Linked DNA regions of Mus musculus: region 1 is linked to region 2. The links are chromatin contacts, found by Hi-C or POLR2A ChIA-PET in ENCODE. All regions are on one chromosome and are shown on one strand. The core of a region is the stretch at or near the end of the contact, and the rest is flanking DNA. Distances in the headings are between cores, read along the strand shown.

Region 1 (7,774 bases), core at 1,260-3,759, 40 kb before region 2:
CTTACACACTGAAGCATATATCTAATAGCCATCAATTAGCAGATCTCAAGTATCTGAGGTCCAGTAACAAACAGCAAGCAGCCACCTCTAAAAGCTGGGCGCTTTCCACAAGAGGCTCCTCCTAGGATTGACCGACTCTTATGTAGGTCAATAGTTCTCAGCCGTATCAGTTTCCGAGTGGCCCTCCGGTTAACACGCTGCCATAATGAGACGCACCGAGCAACCCCCTTGTACAGGCAACTCCAAACAAATCCATCTATCTAGATAAACCAGTAAAGTGGAAAGGGGAAATAAAAATAAGTTACACAAAGGCCCGTCAGCATATGGATGCTGGGACAAAATGATTAGGAACTGGACGTGACTGCCTTGCAAACCTGCTGAGGACTCCATGTGACACAACTATCAAAAACGTCTAATCAAGTGGTGAACACAACCTTCCCTTCTCGTTTACACAACAGGAGTGTGCAGAGACAGAGACAAGAAACTTCAGTCACGGTTAAAACTGTGACTTTATAAAGTGGAAATTTCAGGCTCTGACGATGACAAATATCACAGGAATGACAAGCATGATCTTCCTAAACCAGGAAGGACACAGGAACAGTCTTTGTTCAGGATGTCCCCCACACAGCACAGAGTGCAGCATCCCCAGACCCATCCCCACCTGCTTGCTAGTGGTTAATGCCAGTCACAACAACGAAGAAAAGCAGCTTGCTAATTTTTAATTTTCCCCCTGGACTAACCAACTCACACCCAACTCAGGTATGACTCAAAAGTACTGGAGTTCAGCTCCATTACCTATGAACCATGGGGATCACTGGCTACAGAGTTAAGTTCTCTAAACCTCCGTTTCCATGGTACCAAGGAGAATCAACACTCCAGGGCTGTCTGGGGCGGCAGGATGACTCAACAACACTGTAGCAACCCAGGGTAGGTAGGTGGTTTACAACCCGTGGCTTTTTGAAATAGGAACAAGGGGGCTGTGTCCTGCAAACAATAACAAGAGCCATCACCTCTGCAAAACAGGCAGAAGAGACTAAATGCGGAGGGGTGAAAGGAGTCCAGAAACTTAAGGGATAAATTATGAGGGAGGGTGGGGGGCAGGGAATTGGGGGGGGGGGATTTAAGAGGTCAGAAAGGTAGAGAATGGGAAATAAAGCATCCAAGAAAAAGATGCAATTCAGTCAAGGGCACGAAAACACACCTTAGCTCAGGAAAGAGAGGAGGGGAAAGATATGTTAAGGATGAGGAACGAAAGGCTGTAAATAAAGACATTACAAGACCGCTCTGCCCATGGAAGGACATGAAAGGACAAGGAAGGTATGTGCCAGAAAAACTGCTGCTTAGAGGGCAAGCACATCTCCCCAGTAACGCTGAACAATGGTCAAACTAAATAAACCAGGACAAACGCAATCACCGCAGCCCCTGAAATAAAAACACACATTCTTAATGTAAATAAGCAAAAAAAAAAAAAAAAAAAGGAACGGAAGAGCAGAAAGCAGCGGAGGACTTCTCTTCCTGGTTCTGTGGAAGGAAACCCCGCAGGCCTCCACCTCCTCCACAGTGCTGGGATCACAAGAGCTCACCACCATCCCTCCCCTGCTGCTTTCTTTCATGGCCAAAATTCTTCTTAATTTATAGGCCTCATGAACTACAAGGCACTCATGGTAACCTATCCCTGTCCCTTGATACCATCCCAGGCAAATCCGACTCCTTCCTAAACACATTAATTAGCAATACCTTACATCATCCTTGAAAAGCAGGAGGTAAGCAAGAGTATTATTAGCCTCTTTTTATTATGGGGAAACTGGGGAACAAAAAGATTAAATTACAGTACGTCCCAAAATGAGCCATCATATTTTCTAGGACTTTAATTAAAGGCTCCAAACACCACATTACAGACATTATTCTTTCTAGCTTAGAGAACTTTTACTATTGCTTCCACCAGGGGACCAAGAAAAAAAAACACCTACAGTAACTTAAAAGGTCAGCTTAAAATTTTGGACAGTGTTAAGAGGTAACACACACGCGCGCGCGCGTGACGGAAAAAAAAAATAAGGACACTTGTAAACAGCACCACGGGTCGGAAATCCTGGGTCCACGTTTTAGGCTGTGGGGCAGGCAAGACAGACAGGAGTTGGCTGACGCTGATGGAAAAGGTGCCCCAAGGGGCCCAGAACAGCCTCGCCATCCCTGCAAACCCATCACTCCAAACGTGACCCCCGACGCTCTCCCTTGGCCCCTGCATTGCACCACGAGCCTCGCCGTGCCAACCCAGGCCTGTGGTAGGCCCTGGCTGCCGAGCCTCGGTGAGCACCGGAGCCGCACCTAGCCAGACACTTCACAATCCCGGCTTCCCCCGCCCCCGGCCTCGGCTCCCACGCGCTCTCACCGCCCGCCCGGAGTCCCCCGGCCCGGGGAAGCGAGGTGACCGCGCAGCTCGGTGGAGCGCAGCGCCCGCGGGGTCCCGGAGCCGCCGCCTATCAGCGGAGCGCAGGGGCGGGGCCGGCAGGGCCGGCGGGGCCGCGGGCGGGGGCGGACGGGCGGGGGACCGGGCTCCGGGCGGCTCCGGGCACCGCGCGCACACACCGGGCCGGCTCCCGAGGGCGCCAGCGCGGCCCCGGGGAGCGCGAGCGGGGAGCGCGCGGCCTGCGGTCAGCGGCCCATCGGCCGAAAAGATGGTGTCCTGGATGATCTCCCGAGCCGTGGTGTAAGTACGGGCGGGGAAGACGCTTGGGGCCCGGTTGCCGGAGCCAAGCTCACGGGCCGCGGCCTGCTCACCCGTGTCCCAGTCGCTGCGGGGCTCCGGGGCGGCGGCGGCGTTGGGAGCAGCAGGGCGCGGGCGAACGGACTGGCAGGCGGTGGGCTCTGCTCCGTGGAGCCGCTCCCCGGCGCGCGGCGGGCTCTGCTCGGCTTCTCCTCGGCCTCCCCTCCGCTCCTCGGCTACGCGGCAGGCGCTGCTCCGCTCCTCGGCTCCTCCGCTGCCCGGCGCTGCGCGCGGCGGGCTCTGCTCGGCTCCGCGGCGCGCTCCCGGCTGCGGCTCCCGCTCCCGCGGCCCGCGCTGCGCGGCACCGCCCTGCGCAGGCTCCGCCGACGCTGAGCGCGGGAGGCCGGCGGGACTCCGGATGCGCCCGAGCCTTTGTCACCAGGTCTACCGCGTTGCGGTGTCTGTCCGCGGCGCACGCCGCTTGGTCACGTGTAGGAGGAGGAGAGATCGGTGTCAGAGCCCGGGCTGCAGAGTCTTGCTCAGGGGTCCCGAGGTGACCTGGGAAAGAGCCTGCGCTAGAAAGGTCGGGCAAACGCTGACCGTGGAGGGCCGTGGGTGGGAAGAAATGTTTGCAATGGAGAAGGCGCAGGTGCCAGTCCCCTTTGTTCGGGTCATCTCCTCAGTTCACTGATTGTGATACAAACGAGAGCTGCGGATGGGGAGAGGAGGGGGGAAAAGTTGAGATGTGTTGTTTAATCTGCAAAGGTATTTGAATACAAGTTAAACCGGTTCTCTTCCCATCTTTCACCTTACCCTGTGCGCTCTAAAGCAAAGTCACCAAATAAAGGGCCATAAATTAGGTAAAGCCTGGGGGCGGGAATTCATTATTCATGTAGCAGTAGTGTCATCTGAGTACCTTAATGAAATGTTTATATGAGGTTAACAGGCCTCGCTGATTAGCTTATAATTTGAAGGGAGAAAATGACATTACTTGGGCATTATTATTTTCACTACGGAGAAGGAGCTAATTTTTTTTTAACTTGCTTTTATTTCGTTTGGAAGTGAGCTAGGTAACCTAGTTTGCAATGCATTCAAAATTTGCTCTTTCATAAAATGTCCTTTAAAGCCTCTGAACTTCTTGTATTCATCTTAAAGCCACAAATAAATAAAGTTATGCCACGGGTGCCTTCAAATTATGTTTTGCCTCTTCCAAGGCAGTCTTCGGGTTTCCACATAATCCAGGCATACTTTCTTAACCTACCAGAAGTCCCTCCACTATTTTGGCCTAGCCCCTCAAATTAAATGCCCCATTAAAAAAACTGGGTTTGTCTTTTGATCTCTTAGACCATTTTCAATGATGGAAAATTATGGAACACCTTGAGTTTGCATTCATCAAATAAGATTTTTATTTTTTTAATTGGTGAAAGGAAGTATGTTTAGTGCTACGCTACCTCCAATACAAAGGTCAGTACCACGTAGGAGATCTTAATGGGACACACATTTCACATCCACAGATATCTACTGTACAGGTCAGAATGTCAGGTCTTATGAGGGTTATACCTGGTGTAATACCCAGTGTTAGACAAGGAAGAAATTATCTGTGGTTGGAGCGTCATCAAAGAAGGCAAAAGAGATTACGTTCATAATAGACCTTGAGGAATGAACCCGATCTAGACCGCCAAAGAGGAAGAAGGAAAAGATTTCTGATAGGTGGACTGGTGTAAACCAGAGCTGGGGTAGATTACAGAGTGAGAGCCAGAAAAGCAGGAAGAGAAAGAGAGGCCATTGTTTTATGAAGACTTTTATAATCCCAGAAACACTGAGTCCAGTACTGAAGGAAGGATGCGCTCCTGCTCGGTCAGCCTGTGGAGTTGAAGGTCTGGGGTGAAGGGGAAGCATGCAAATGTGACTTTTTTTTTTAAAGGTCATTAAAACATGTATTAATCAGGAGTCAAGAAATGTGTTTCGTGAACTTCGGGTCCAGCACATTTGTCGAGGAACATCTGTGTGTGTGTTTCCATCTGCGCTTGGGTTATCTCTAAATGTAAAAGCTGTCCTAATAGCTACACAAACCTAGATACTTGCTCCGCACTGTGAAATAGAATTTGTTTGTGTATCTCCTTCTTCACCTACTGAAATGCCCAGCTGGGCCTAAACAAGGTCAGACAGTTTCCTCAGCCCGAGCCTTTGGAGGTACCATCAAGGACAAGGGACCCTATCTAAACCTGAACTCCCAAGATTAAGGAGCAATTCTTTGCAGACCTTGAAGCATAACTCTGAGGACAAGAATGATACATTAGACTCAGACTCAGACTCCACTTAGTAGCTGTGTAGCCCCTCTGACTGTACTGAGCCCACCTGAGCTTAAGTTGCCTTTTTTTTTTTTAATTTATCGTTTTGGGTGGCCTTGGGGTAATGTGACAGAGGACAACCTGTGGGAGTCAGTTTGTTCCTTCCACCACGGGATTGGGTGAGCATAGGGACTTAGGCTTGACAAGCAAGCAGCGTCTCCTCATCTTCAATTGATTGTCACAACATCAACTTACTTAAAGCTCACAAGACCAATAAATGAGTGGTTTTTAATGGATTCCGTGTGTGAGCGTGGGGGGGGGGGGGGTGTCTGCCTGTACCTGGGTGTGCCTGAGTATATGTATGTGTACCACGCTTCTGCAGAAACCCTAAGAGGTCAGAATGTAATGTCAGATCCCATGAAACAGGAGATACAAGCAGTTGTGAGCTGCCATTTGAATCCTGGAACCAAAACCTGGGTCCTTGGCAGAAGTAAGTGCTATTAACCTCTGAACTAGTTCTCCAGGTGAGCAAATTTTAAGGAATGGTAACGTGAGCATACCTCATAATACTAAATTCATATACACTGCCCGTACCTCATATTCTGAAGGCACTGCTCACAGATTGAGGAAAGCCCACACACAAACACATCTTTCCCTAACTTTTCGTAGCTTCTGTGTTATAGCATTGTACACAAATCAAAACTCGAACCAGCTGGTCTGAATTTAAATATCAGTTCTACCACTGTGACTCGCCCCATAAGATAAGGCACATTCTCATATATAATGTCCACATGCAGCATCTAGTGGGTAGTAATTATTCCATAAGTGCCAGTAGCTGCTTTCAGAACAAAGAAGCACGGACTAGCCAAATACCTACATATTAAATTTTAGACTATATTTCATTTTCTTTTGTCCCCCCCTCTGAGCCTGTGTTTAGATATCAAAGTTATATATACAAAAGTTGTATACCATAATATTTTATAAGGAATGCTATAATTAATACAGGTGCAATTCTGCAGTGGGCATCTGTGGTGCTTTGAATTAAGCTTGACCCAGGGAGTAGCACTATTAGTAGTTGTGGCCTTGTTGGAGGAAGTATGTCACTGTGGGGGTGGGCTCTGAGGTTCTCCTCCTAGTTTCCGGTAGTCATTCATCTTCCTGTGGCCTTCAGAACAAGATGTAGAACTCTCAGCTAACCATATACCATGCCTGCCTGCATACTGTCACGCATCCAGCCTTGATGATAATGGATTGGACCTCTGACCTAGAGGTTCATCCTGTGGTATTTTGCTGAAAAAATGTGGCTGCTTTTTGCCTTTGTCTGAAGAGTCTGCCTGAGACTAAGTCTAAGGTAAAGAGAATCAACAACAAAGGAAATCTCAGAAAATCCCACCTCACAGAGACACACTTCTTCCAACAAGGTCACACATCCTAAAAGTATGACTCTCTGGGCCAAGCATATTCAAACCACCACAGCATCCTTCACAGACTTGCCTTGAGGAATTCCTTAGGAAAAGTACATGAGGAATATTTCTGAGTGAAACTTTATGTTTTCATGATCCTTGGCCTAAAACTGCAAAATTATTTACCAAAAAGTTATTCATGTCTTCTGTTACATCAACAAAGCACAAGAACTTTATCAAGATGCAGCCTGGCCGCCTGACAGTAGCAGCACATGCCTTTAATCCCAGCACTCAAGAGGTAGAGGCCTCCTTGTGAGTTCAAAGCTAGCCTGGTCAGAGTGAGTTCCAGGACACCCACAGCTACACAGAGAAACCCTGTCTTGGAAAACATAAACAAACAAACAAACAAATAAATGAGCAACCTGACAGTCTTATACTGGTGTTTTGTTTCCTAGTAATGTATGACAGGTCTTTTTTCTTTTGTATTTCATATCTTATTATCGAGGTTGAATAATTGCCCTAATATTTACTTATTAATTATCTCACTATTTAAACAATCTGTGTGTGCTTTGATCACTTCTGTGTGTTTCTTGTTTGTCTTCTCTGAGCCCCTTACTGGATAAGGAATCTCGGACTATTTAACATTGGATAGAAGTAATTTTTAATCTTATTTTACATCTCTCATGGATGTCGGGTTTTTTTTGTTATATGGTTCATAGTTCTAGTGATGTGTGTGATGGATAGGTATGTGTGCACATAGAGGCACACATGGAGCCACAGGTCAATGTCATGTGTCTTCCTCTGTTACTTTCCACTTTATGATTTGAGACCTGGGATCTCTCAGAGCCTGGAACTCATCAGTTGGCTAGATGGCTGGCCAGCAAACCTCTGGGATCCATGCTCCTGTCTCTCCTCCCACGCACTAGAGTGACAGGGGCATCTGCCATGCCCAGGTTTCTTACAGGACTGCTGGGGATCTGAACTCAGGTCCTCAGGCTTGCATCGCAAGCACTTTACCCACTGAGCCATCTCCCCCACCCTGTAATAACATTTCCATTTGTTTTCCTTTGTTCTTGGTGATGTGGGTGTTACTAGAGTTCAAACTTAGGACCTTGCACACACTAGCCAAGTGTTCTGCCAATGAACTGCATCCCCAGCTCTTACACATATTGACGTTCTTTCTTTCTTTCTTTCTTTCTTTCTTTCTTTCTTTCTTTCTTTCTTAACTTCTTGTAAATCCAGATGTTTGGTAACTATGTTCTTCTCATACACAATTGAATTATGGAGAGTTCTCTATTTCCTTCTATATAACTAACATGTTTTCATCTCTGTTTTGCCATAATGATATCATCTGGCAGTCGTAGTGGTAAAAACTT
Region 2 (7,547 bases), core at 2,855-5,354:
CATTTCTATGGACATGAAATACCGCTCGCTCTACTGTGTAATTCTTTACTTGGAATCCTCTTTCCAATAGCAAAAATGTATGAATAACCCCTCATCTATAAAGTGCCATGAGACTATGAGCCATGGGGTATACTACTGGCCAGACCTTAATAAATGGAAGCTCCTTTATAGTGTGTACTCAGCGGGATCTTTCTCTGATTCTAGCTAACTGTACGGTTGAAGAACTGGGTGGTCTATCTTTCAGCTATGGGCTCGTCTCACCTAAAGCATTCCAGGGCCCGTTGTAGAAGCCCAGGCCTGCAGTCCTAGCACTCTGGAAGATGAGGCAGGAGAATCACTGAAGACTTGAGGTTAGCCTGGACTACAGAATGAAGAGACTCTATGTGTCTCAAATAGAAAATAGATAGGTAGACAGACAGATAGATAGATGCCCTGTCCCAGGTAGATTGACAAGGAGACGAGCAAGCAGATAGGTAGGTGGGTAGATAGACACAGACTCAGTATCGCAGATGGATGGATGGATAAGTAAGTAGGTAGATAGGGAGATAGATAGTATGTAGATAGATACATAGATACATATATACATAGATGGGTAGATACATACATGCATACATACATACATACTAGACAGGCAGATAGATACATAGATACATACATACAGATATATACAAACATAATAGATACATACATACAGATACATACACACATACATAATAGATACATATATAATAGATAGATAGATAGATAGATAGATAGATAGATAGATAGATAGATAGATAAAGACAAATAGGTAAGCAGATAGGAGGGTAGGTAGATAGGTAGACCAAAGAGCAAGCTAAATGGACAGCAATAAGAATATAAAAGTATTAGGGAAGCATAAATAAATTACCTATACGTATAAATGAATACTAAAAAAATGTATATTTAGAGGTTGATCTAATTATAAAACAATGATTACTCCACTTTCACTATGCATCAGGTTTTTTGTGTTATCCTTTTCTCTTCTTTTCCTTTCCTTTCTTTTAGAAACATGGTTTCAAGTAGCCTATACTGGCCTCTAACTCACTAAGTAGCGAGCTGAGGCTGGCCTTAAACACCTGATCCTCCTGTCTCTCTATTCCAAGTTCTAAGATCAAAGGCATGTGTCCCCACACTCAGCTCCACTTGAAAATGTAACTTCATCTGCTTTATTCCCTTAATAACACACTCAGATATTTATTATTGGGTTATTTGAACATGTAAGACAATTAGAGATAACATGCTTCTGAAATTTTAATTCTCCCTCATGTGCTAAAAATAACTTAGCCTGCATAAGAGAATCCATTAAATTCAAAACTCCTGTTTTGAAAATACAGTGAGTGATAAAAGTGAACAGGTACTGAACTGGGAGGCCAAACCTACTCCATCTTGGGACCGGCCTCTATCATAAAGGAAAAAAAAAAAAAAAAAACTGAGATTTTTGACCTGCAATAGAACCCAAGCTACACCCACATACCACAGCTCAGCTAGTCCACTGTCTGAGTTCCTCCCTAGCTACTTCCAACAACAGTTAATCAAAGATTAATCTGATTGTTTCAGATGCACTTTCAGACTGTTTGTGATTGTCTTACCTCAGAGCACCCCCCTGTCGACTTACAGTAGACATTCAGTTAGGTACTTGCCAGGATAGACACCCCCCTCCCTTACTTCCATTTCCTATAAAACCTTGTCCTGCTGAGGGTTGAGGCTGCTCCACTTTCCCTTCCCATCCTGCTGTGTCGGGGTTGGGTTGGAAGAGAGCCCAAGCTTGTAATAAAGAGACCCTAATGTTCTTACATGGAAAACGGCTGCTTAGTGGTCTTTTGGGGTTCACGAATGCTTCCTGGCACAACAAAACCAGGAAGGAATAGAATACATCATTGAAGACCTCCGTCACTCACTCGTCTAACAGCAAGACTCTGAGAAACCAAGCTTGAGGTGCAGTGTGTGCATCCCCTGGAATGAGGGATGAGTGCTTAATTACTCCCCACAAATTTCAGAGCACTTCTGCATATCACCATGTCGAGCTGCTGCTCGTCCCAGCCACCACACTACTCTAGATGGAAAGCCACAAAATATTTAATCCCAGACATCCCTAGAGTTCAGAAATGTAGAATGGGTCCACTTGGCTGTGTTCCCTCCCAAGGCTCTGGTTCCCGTGGAAGATCTGTCGTTCAGAGCTGGAAGCTGCCCACATTCCTTGGCTTGAGGCTCAGTCCCTGTGTCTTTGCAGCCAAGAGCTCGGGGCTGAGATCTTTGGATGCCGCCAGCACTGGGCTTTTAGCCTTCTGCCTCCTCCTTCCTCTTGTATGGTCCTTCATGAACGACTGGGCCCACCCCACACCCCCCAAGGTTGTCTGATCCTTGGCCTTAATTCCATCTGCCGCCTTATTTTCTCTTTCTCATATAGCCTAATATACTTAAATTTTGTAGGAATTAAAACAGGGATCTATTCCCAGGAAAGGAGGCAGCATTCTACCAACCCCAATAATATCCAGCCAGACTCGTGTTTGCTGTCCATTCACCCTGGAGGACCTTGTAGGACAGCATGAGTCCACACCAGAACTCCTGGGTTTCTAATCACTCTGCTCTACCGTGCTGCCGTTGTTGTTGTTGTTGTTGTTGTTGTTGTTGTTGTTGTTGAGACAGGGAGCTCTGTGTAGCTCTGGCTGCCCTAGAACTTTCTGTGTGCACCTGACTGGCCTTGAACTCATAGAGCTCCGCCTGCCTCTGTGTCCCAGGTACTGGGATGAAAGGGAGTGCACACCATGCCCAGCCCCAACAGTGCTCCTGTTTTTAAAAGCAAAGGTGATGGAACAGGAGAGAAGTCACATGAGATGGCACACGACCTAGATTCTGTCAGTAGCTCACATCCCTGATTCCATTCCAGGCGATTCAGTAACTACTGCTGAACTCCAAGAGCACCAGGCAGGCATACAGTACACATCAGACAAAACATTCGTACACATAAAATAATGGAAATAAATATCTAAATTTTTTTTAACATAGGTGACATTCTAACTCCACATAAAAATTGGGGCAGCTTTCATTACCGGCCAGTGACCATTCTTGGGATTAATTTACACTTTGGGGGCCACAGTGATTTGGCTATTTTTTAGCAAGGCATTGAGGCAGGACCTCTAAGCTCTCAGATCAACTGTGAACTGAGAGGTTAAAAATTTTTGATAGGGGCTGGAGAGATGGCTCACCCATTAAAGGCTAGGCTCACAACCAAAAATTTCCATAGGGCTGGCCCTGGCTTAATCCCAATGCTCAGGAGGCAGAGGCAGGCAGATCTCTGAGTTGGAGGCCAGCCAGGTCTACAGAGACAGTTCTAGGACAGCCAGGGCTACACAGAGCAACCCTGAGTCAAAAAAAAAAAAAAAAAAAATTAGAAAGTATTTGAAAGTCCTGTAAAAAATTGGAAGAGAAAAAAAAATCTTAATAGCCCTTATTTTCTCTGAGAGCAGGACATTAATACAGTGTTCTTGTGTTCACCTAAATTTCACCAAATAGAGCCATCCTGTTTAAACTGGTCCTGCCATGTTTGGCAGATCTGTAGACTCACTTTATTTTTTTTCCTGTGGAAGTTTCTTAGCAGTAGTAAACCTCTTTGCATGTCTGTGTTCTGATCTCAATATCTCTTTATGCTGCCCGGTACTGTATCCCTTAATGTCTGTCTCCTACCATAGGAAGGGTTTGGCTACTTTAATTGTACTATTCGATACCTAGAACATAGTTGGTATAAAGTAATTAGTCAGAACTTTGAATAAATGAACTTGTAAGACAGAAAAGCTGGCTTCTCGGTGCTTGCAGAATGCTACATTCTGTGCATTGCAAGAGCCTGTATGTGTTCCTGGAGGACCGATCTGTTTCCTCAGCTTGAATTCTGCCGGGTTAGGGCACGTACAAGCCCATTCTCAACGCTTATCCCCAAACCCAGCGTCTTTGTGATAGTTAGTCCTGACCTAAATTCTGCTGATATCTACTTCAAAAGCACGTTCTGAAAGCAAACATTTTGGACTCATTTACTTCTTCCCACCCTAACTACTACCACTCCCCCAAAGCCTGCAAACGGCAGGTTGCACCTGATAAAACAGATGCCGTGTGCAAATCAAAACAAACGGGAGAGCTCTGTGTGTTTTGGCAGCGTTCCTTTCTTCCTTTGCCTATTTTTAAAGCTGAGCTTTCCTGGGATATAATTTCCTGTATGGTGTGGCTGATATGGCCTACTTAGATGCTCACAGCCTTGCAGTAATTGAAATGCAAGCTTACTGGAGATTTAATAGGGTTTTTGCAAAGTTTTCCAGGCTCATACATCTTAAAGATTCCAAAATATGAGAGTGTTTACTTCCAAGTCGTGTGTAATTGCTGTAGCTTTTCTAGGAAACCGGTTTTCTTATTCTAAGAATACTGGAGAGTGCAGCAAGGAAAGACGGGCTAAACAGTACTTGAAAGTTAAAATCAGACATTTGGGCCTGAGATTTACTGTGAACAAGGAACAAAGGAGGGACAGGCCTTTGGGAGATGACTTATTAAAAGGCCCAGCAATGACTCTAGTCCTCTGTTGAGTTTCCAACGTGACCTCATTTTTCACTGACTGTGGGGGTGATAGGAATGAGCATAGGGACCAGGGCCTCGCTCTAGAGTGCCTGTCATTCAGTGACAGCAGAAGCTGTCTGTAGTTTGAGGGTGGGGGCTAAAGGGAGAATCATACTAAAGAGCTGTGTTACTCCTTCCCAGCACCCTCTGCCTGGTAAAGGAAGCACGGATTTCCACTGACCTACACAAGTGTTCTGGGTACCTCATGACGGGAATCCAAACGTTCGTCCCAGGGAAAGGATGTAGCGAGCATATTGTTAGAATGTCTTCCTGGTGTGGACAAAGCTCTGGATTTGAACATAACACTCAATATAACAACAACTATAGTGATACGTCATTTGGTTCAAAGATTTCAGTATGGAAAGTTTATTGATGGGGCTGGAGAGATGGCTCCGTGGTTAAGAGCAGTGGTGGTTCTTCTAGGAGTCCTGAGTTCAATTCCCAGCAACAACATGGTGGCTCACAACCATCTGTAATGGGATCTGAAGTCTTCTTCTGGTGTGTCTGAAGACAGAGACAGTGTACTCATATACATAAAATAAATTAATTAATCTTTTTTTTAAAGTTTACTGATTAAGGTGAGCTTTTTTTTTTAAGAAAATTAGTTTTTATCAGCCACATGCTTATCTGTTTGTTTACATTCTGATTGGACACTTTTGGCAAGGAGGGGAAGCGTGATCCCCTAAAATGTTGTCCAGGCTAGCCTCAAACTCTGATCCTCCTGCCTTAATCTCCCAAGTAGCAGAAACAATAGGCATGTACCACCAGGCACAGCCTGATCTATGTTTAGTTCTTACGTTTAGACAATAGGTTGTTACAAGAGGTTCACCTTGAAAAGACACTCAACCACTGTGCCCTGGGTTCTCTCTCTTTCTGGGACCCACTTTATGGAAGGAGAACGCCAGCTCCCCCCAGCTCTCTCTACCTTCCACAAGGACACTAGCATGTACATGCACACACACACAAACACACACAGAGTAAATAATTTCATTGTTTTAATAAGATTTTTCAGAGGCATCCCTGTGAAACATGTATATTCTAACATCTATACCCAGATTTTCAAATTGGCTTGGTGATAGTGTTGTTGGTGAATTATTCTATTACTCTGCCTCCAAATACTATGACATTGGTTCCCAACCTCTGGGTCAAGACCCTTTCACAAGGGTCACATATCAGGTATCCTGCCTGTCAGATATTTACAGTGTGGTTCATAACAGTAGCAAGATTACAGTTATGAAGTAGCAATGAAAATAATTGTATGGTTGTGGAGTCACCACAACATGAGGGACTGTATTAAAGTGTCTCAGCATTAGGAAGGCTGAGAACCACTCTTCTGTAGTATCAAATAAGTCACATAATTAGCATTCACGTATTAAGTCTGATTTGATAGAAAATGGGTCTAAAGCAACACATGCTACTTTTTCAGCTCTTAAAAATTATTTTTAAATTGAGTATTAGCTGCTAGAATGAATATCTTTAGTTTTAAGTCTTGGTTTTGGGTTGTTTTGTTTTGCTTTTGATATGAGTCTCGCTGTATAGGACTAAACATGGGCATAACCACAAGCATACGAAGCTAGGTTTTTGTTTGCTTGCCTATTTGTATTACTTTTGCATGGCTGAGGCTCAAACCCATGGACTCAAACATGCTAGACAAGAACTCTGCCACTGAGCCCACACCGCAGTCCATTTTTTTGTTTGTTTATTTGGCTGGTTGGTTTGGTTTGGTTGGTTTATTCTGTTTTTCCAGGCAGGGTTTCTCCATGTAGCCCTGGCTGTCCTAGAACCCACTCTGTAGATCAGGCTGGCCTCAAGCTCACAGAGATCTTCCTGCCTCTACCTCCCTAGTGCTGGGACTAAAGGGGTACACTACCATTGCCCTACTTTATCAATTATTAAGTCAGTGTCAATAAATGTGGGACAGCCTTTTATCCTTCAGTGAATTAAATCTATTTGAATTATGTGAAAGTTATTTACAAACCTGATTTCGATATGTCAGATGTACTTACGCATAGGCCATGTCAATATATAGATAGGTAGATATGTTTACATAAATATATATATACATACATATATATATATATATATATATATATATATATGTATATATATGTTGTTGACATCATTGGTATTGTCATAATCAAACGTCTTATGCACAAGCTTTCTAAAAACAATTTCACGACCGCTGTGGGGTCATTGCCACAGCTACAACCTAAGCAACTAAGCGTGAAGCAGATTCTGTAACTAGAGCCGGAGAGTTGGCTTGGAGGTTAAGAACAGTAACTGCTCTCAGCAGAGGACCCAAGATAGTTTCTCCTACAGATTTAGAATGCCAATTAGTGAAACTCTTGGCCTTTGTGAAGTAAATTGAGCTTTCCCACGCTCCTGGAGCTGCAGCCTTGTCTGGCTCCCAGTGAAAGTGCTTGGGAAACAGCGATGGAGAAGTCCTTGCAGTCACAGTACACCTAGAGGCTGGGCCAGACTTCCACTCCTACGGGGGAAGGGGGGCAGGACACTTCATTACCAACTGTAGTGTCGGTGTCAATGGACTTAAAAGCAGAGACAGAAACGGTCGGTCGTTTCCATTAAAGGAAATGTTACTAAGAAGTTGGAGAGAGTCCTAGCCACCTCCACCCTAATCCCTAGTGATGGAATAGTTTAAAATCACAAAAGCTCCAACTACCAAAAAAAAAAAAAGAAAAGAAAAGAAAAAAAAACCACCCAGCTGCCTCCACCCTTACTTCAGGGAGAAATATATTCTAAGGCAGCCAGTGTTCAGCCTTCCTGGCCCCCACCAGCTCTGTTCAGAACCCATACCCTCCCCACCAGAAGAAAACAGATCAGACTCTGAGAAAGAATACAAGTGTGCAGTCAACTGATTACAAATCTGAAATGGTAATAAACAGCACAGTTTCTAATTTTTGGTTGAT

The links. Hi-C counts contacts between places; a loop is a spot of excess contacts on that map. ChIA-PET counts read pairs that join two places held with the same protein, here RNA polymerase II (POLR2A).
Region 1: a loop to region 2 is called in a map of heart, with 3 times the contacts of the local background. The contact joins the promoter of Reep3 here to the enhancer-like site in region 2. A Hi-C loop is called at or near these places in 9 of 37 maps with a recorded cell type or tissue (gastrocnemius, heart and left cerebral cortex). POLR2A ChIA-PET finds 5 or more read pairs at or near these places in 4 of 5 experiments (all embryonic stem cell).

Annotation. Positions count from the first base shown.
Region 1 is chr10:67,091,723-67,099,496 of GRCm38, reverse strand. Reep3 (receptor accessory protein 3) reads left to right here and starts at 2,509. Exons shown (of 8, transcript NM_178606.5): 1 at 2,509-2,707. The coding sequence starts at 2,676. It also overlaps a transcript of Jmjd1c not described here.
Region 2 is chr10:67,053,151-67,060,697 of GRCm38, reverse strand. All of the region lies in intron 2 of Reep3 (receptor accessory protein 3), which reads left to right. Among named protein-coding and RNA genes, the nearest start is that of Reep3, 40 kb to the left of the region's middle. Within about 2 kb of position 4,104, at least 3 of the 3 ENCODE cell types and tissues checked have a DNase peak (open chromatin) inside an H3K27ac peak, as active enhancers do; they include gastrocnemius, heart and left cerebral cortex, where a contact is called at or near this core.